Linked DNA regions of Homo sapiens: region 1 is linked to region 2. Evidence: chromatin loops called from intact Hi-C (ENCODE). Cell type or tissue: PC-9. All regions are shown on one strand.

What was found. Peaks named below come from ENCODE experiments on the same cell type or tissue, not always from the same donor. Only the 100,000 strongest peaks of a DNase experiment are listed, where the experiment ranks them.
Region 1: a loop joins it to region 2, with 10 times the contacts of the local background. A loop is called at or near these places in 58 of 110 quality-filtered maps.

What each region holds. Positions count from the first base shown.
Region 1 is chr2:120,551,909-120,554,408 of GRCh38, forward strand. It overlaps LOC105373585 (a long non-coding RNA gene), which reads right to left. Exons shown (of 4, transcript XR_001739681.3): 2 at 1,641-2,161; 3 at 1-1,416. Among named protein-coding and RNA genes, the nearest start is that of LINC01101, 87 kb to the left of the region's middle. RefSeq lists an enhancer at 1-104 and a silencer at 1,119-1,248. In PC-9, CTCF peaks have their summits at 1,162 (motif pointing left) and 1,368; a DNase peak (open chromatin) is centred at 1,153; H3K4me3 peaks cover 520 bases; H3K27ac peaks cover 537 bases.
Region 2 is chr2:120,342,083-120,344,582 of GRCh38, forward strand. LOC105373989 (putative cuticle collagen 91) reads left to right here. Exons shown (of 3, transcript XM_047446882.1): 2 at 1,840-1,945. Among named protein-coding and RNA genes, the nearest start is that of INHBB, 2.8 kb to the right of the region's middle. RefSeq lists a cis regulatory region at 1,206-1,696. In PC-9, CTCF peaks have their summits at 1,453 and 1,656; DNase peaks (open chromatin) are centred at 1,519 and 2,349; H3K4me3 peaks cover 1,371 bases; H3K27ac peaks cover 370 bases.

The DNA.
Region 1 (2,500 bases), 210 kb after region 2:
GTCCCTTGGGGAGGAGAAGCCATCCACCTCATGGAAAGTGCTTTAGAGGCTCCTCTGTGGGTGCCCTACTCTGCACCCTTTGCGGGGACTCTCTGCTTCAGTTCGCAGGACAACCTTAATAGCTAACTGCAGAGAGGACTGAATGGTTAAGTAGCTCCTCCAAGGAAGCAGAGCCAAGTATCAGAGGCCGGTTTCCATCCAGGGATTGAGAGAAGAATCAGGAGCACATAGGCTGTGGCAGTAAAAAGCAGATCCCAAAGACAGTATAGGGCGGCTCGAAAGGGGCCTTCCTACATAGCCACCACCACGTGCTCCGGCGCTACCTCCAGGGGGCTGGGCGCAGCTGGAGGACACAGTTCGGCAGCTTGCTAGAAGCCTCCAGCTCTTCCTTTTCTGTATCCTTCAGGTGACTGTGGAAGGCTGGCCGTGCAGCCTGCCATCAGCCTGGCCTCAGCCGGGGAGGGGGACCTTTCTCCTGGAGGCCACAGAAACACTGAGGACCTCTCAGCTGAGAAGGTCAGATGGAGGTGCTGGATGATTGGAGGAGATCAAACTGATGAGGAAAACGCAAATGGCATCCTTCAGGAGCAAAAGCTGTCTCCTCTTTTACTTCACATGTCCACCCAGCAGCTCTATGAGTTCTGATTCAGCATTGCACTTACCACCCACCCTCCCCGCCTTTTACAGAAAAGGAAACTGAGGCTCCGAGGTTGCGGAGTTGCTTGCTCCAGCTGATGACAAAGGCAGGTAAAGCCAGGGCTAGAGTCCCTTCCCAGCCCTCCAAATGCCGTTAGCGCCATGATCCTACAGCCTCCTCAAAGTCCAGTCAGGCAAACTCTTGCCCTTGTTTCCATTAAACACATATCTTCATCTTTTTCGTACTTTTAATAATAGCAGGAAGTAAATCTGGCCATGTAATGTGAGAAAGGTAATAGTCCCAGGTCAGGAAATCCTGTTGCTTGGAGTCTCTTGGGAATGTTAACTTTCCCACTCTCACCCTACCGGGATCCTGACCTCCTGCACAGTTGGCTTCCTCAGGCAAAACTGGGCCAGAAATTCTGGGCCGTTGGCCAGAGTCAGACCTTCGTCCTCTGGTAGCGTCCGCTGGAAAAGAGGAGGCGAGAGTCACCAGGAGGCTGGCCCCACTCGCAGGCCCTGCCCTCTGCCGGTGGGTCCTATGGATGACACGAGGCCGCACTGGGCTGGAGAAGAAGAGAAGCTCCTGAGACACGCCCACTCTGCAGAGGGAGGCAACCGCACAGGTAATCCATCCTCTCTAGGCTTTTCTGTTCCCGTGCAGTAAGTGAAGTGAAGCAAGGTGAAGAAGTGAAGTGAGCATTCAGGACATGAATTGGCACGTGGTCGGTGCTAGAGGAGCTGGCAAGGTAGACTCTGGTCTCTTCTGTGGTGCTGAAGCTGGGGAAATAAGGAACAATCTCATCCACAGGCCAGGCCTCCGGCGTGCTCGGGAGCTACTGACGGAAACTCCTAGGGAACTTCCCTTGTGGAAAGAACGTAAGCTCCGCCCACTCGGGCAGCTGAGGCCATTGATTCGTTCACTCATTCGCTGGACTATTTCTCCAGCCCATGATCTTATTTTATAACAAGTACAACATTCATTCATTTTTACACATAATTACCTCACTTATTCCATGGAAGAACCCTGCAAGTTTGATGGTTGTAGCATGCAATTATCGATGGTTGCTCATGCAATTATTCATTCCTTCAACATGTAGCAATTGAGCTTCTTCAAATTGCCAGGCATGGGCAGGTGCCCAGAACACAGGCACAGTCCCAACCCTTGAGGAACCTACAGCCTGTTAGGAAGGCAGACCCTGATAAATAAACCATACAAGAAATTAGATCATTACAAGGCCAGGTGCAGTGACTCACGCCTATAATCCCAACATTTTGGAAGGCTGAGGCAGGAGGATTGCTTGAGCCCAGGAGTTCGAGATCAGCCTGGGCAACAGAGCAAGACCCTATCTCTAAAAAAAAAAAAAAAAAAATTAATTAGCCAGGCATGGTGGTGTGCCTGTAGTCCCAGCTAGACATGGTGGTGTGCCCGTAGTCCCAGCTACTAGGGGGGCTGAGGCGAGAGGGTCGCTTGAGCCAAGAAGTTTGAGGTTGTACTGAGACATTGTCCTATGAGACCCTATTCCTAAAAAAGAAAAAAGAAAGAAAATAGTTAATTACAGTGACAAGAAGTGCTTCAAGGGAGAGGTGCTTGGTGTTAAGTGAGCCCCTAACAGAGAGACCTGATGAAGTCTGGGGTCTGTGAACACCTTCTTGAAGAGGTGACCTGTGAGCTGGGGACTGGCAGGGGCTTTTTTCTCCAGTCTGGCACAGATCCCACCTGGGTCATTCATCCAGCATCAGTAAATTACATCACCCTCTGGCCCCTCTGGGTGCTGTGTTTGTGCTCCCACTTTATCATCCCATTGTGGCTGTCCTTTCTTTCGAGGTGCCAAACTTAGCTTGGATTTAGGGTTGTGGATGT
Region 2 (2,500 bases):
TATGGTTTGCCTTGTCACTTTTGGACGTTTCCATCATCCTCAACAGATAGTGATGGGTTATGCAAAAAAAAAAAAAAAAAAAAAAAAAAAAAAAAGGCGTGCGTGAGAGGAAGTGCTCTGTACTCTTCCAACTTCTGCAAGCCCGAATCTACAGTGTCGCCATGTTTCCTTCCTGCCTTCTCCAAGGAGTTCCTTGATGGCAGCAGGGAGCCAGCATCCTGCATTAGGGTGGCCTGGTCTTGCAGCTGCTTGGAGGGTGTTGGCTACGGCACTGATGTGCATTATTGTATTCAAAACTGACAGACGCAGTCACATCCTTAGCCGAGATGGAAGGCTGAGTTTACCAGTACAAGGAGAACCAAGCTCGATGCTAAATGAGGCTTTGAAGCAACAGGAACAGGTCCTTGCCCCTCAGGAGGGGAAGGGGAGCCCCCCCCAGAAACACAAGGTGATTTGGAAGAACTCAATTTACACCCTTGGCTCCCGTGGGCTGGGGGATCAGCAGAGGGCAGGATAATCCCAGCTTCTCGAGCAGATGGTTTCTGACTACCGCTTGACCCAGTTCCCTCCCAGCAGATGACTGGCAGCGGGGCTGACAGCTCCTCCACTAGGGGAGCAAAGTGTGGACCCTCCTCCCAACCTCCTCTTCCCTCCTCCCACCAGCAAGGACACGGCGGCTTTTGCCCCTCCCTGGTGCCAGGTCAATGGGCAGGATGCTGCATCTTCTTGAAGGCTTGAAGGCAGGGAAACCTCACCCATATTCTCTCCCTTTCCACAGCCCTGTCCAGCCCAGGTGGGGCTGACAATGAGAAGGGCTGGCCAGGAACACTCCTGTGAGGGCTTGTGTTGGGGAGTGGGGGTTGTGAACTCCTTCATTGGCTTTATGGCTTCTCTCATTTCTTCATTCAATCATTACTTCAATAAGTTCTCCCTGATCATCTGCCAGGTCTGGCACCAGATAGGGCCCAGGAAGTCTGCTTCCCATGCAGGAGACAGACAAGGGAGGAGATAACAGCCAGGCACTGGGCTGAGAGCCTCACTCAGGTAAAAAACTATACAGGGCACAACCGGGTCAGGGAAGGCTTCGCCAAGGAGGAGAGACTGGGCTGACTCTGAGAGCCTGAGAATGAGTTTGTCAAGTAGCTGGTGGCTGTGGTGACGGAGACAGCCGGGTGGGCAGATGCAAGCAAAACCAGGAGGTGGCCAGCCTGGCTCAAGGCCACCATGCAGGAGGTGCTTCCCAGGAGGCAGAAGCTCCCGGGCCACAGGCTCCCAGGCAGGGCAAGGGCAACCTGATGGGAGAGCAGAGACTCTGGCCCTGGTGGAGATTCTAAGGAGGCAGAAGGGCTGCCATCTCGGGGATCCTCCTGGATCCCTGCTTCTGACTTCGGTCGGCAAACTCACACCCGCCCTAGTTTTGCCCGCCAGCTTCGGGTCGGTTCCTCCGATTGGGAGGGAGGGGGCGCTCGGCTTCCAGACTTGCAGGCCGCCGCGGGCCTGCGGTCCCGGCCGAGCTCCACGGTGGCAGGGCTGGCCCGAGAGACTGGCGGTGGGAGGCGGGGGCAGGAGGCCACGCTCCGCCTCCGACGTCCCCGATTCCCCAATATCCTGGGAAAGCCAGGATGAACTCCCATCGTGCTTCTGCCTTGAGTCTAGCCCGTTGCGAGGGAACGGGGTACGGCTCCGTGTCCTGTGGGCATTGTCATGCGGCCCCAGACCCGGGTGGGGGCGTGAAGAAGGACAGAGGAGCGCATTGCACTTGGGGCCCCGGACGGGTCTGAAAGTCAAGTTTCCACTGACAGTGTTCCTTGTCCGGTGGCCTGAGAACGGTGACCCTAGAACCATCCTTTATCGGGTTGTGTGAAGAGCCTGGCCCAGTTGCCTCGCTGGGCCTCCCACCCAGCCCCTGTGATACAGGTGTTACTGTCCCTTCACAGAAGAAGAGGTAGGCGATAGGAAAGGTGAGGACTCTATCCAAGGTCACTCCTGCAAAGCTGGCAGTGGCTGAGCCCGAGTGGAACCCGGGTCTGAGTGAAGCCAAAGTTTGTCTGCTGGCGAAAGTGGGAATTCCCTGGGGGTGGGGGTGGGGGTGGGGTACTGTAGACCCTGCCAGCCCCTCAAGCCCTGAGGCTCAGTGGCCTCCGGGCCGCGCGCCTGGGATCCCGCACAATCGGGGCGTTCCTCCTGGCCCAGCAGACGCAGCCGCTGGCCAGGCCTCCAGTGGCTACTGCCTTCCCGCCCTCCAGCTCGCAGGGTCCACGCCTCGGCCAGTGCGACGGCGGCCCGGGGAGCTGGGTGAGGGCACTGCAGCCCCAGAGCGGCAGCCGCCGGCGGAGCCTGCCTCTGGCATCCCAGGCCGCGCCGCACCCCGCTCGCCTCGCCAGGCTCGGCCGCGAGGGAGCGCCCCGGGAGGGCCGGGGGCGGCCACGGCGGCGGGAGTCGCCTCTGCTGGTTGGGGAGGGCGGCAGCTGGGACAGAGGCAGGGCCTGCGCGGCGGCGG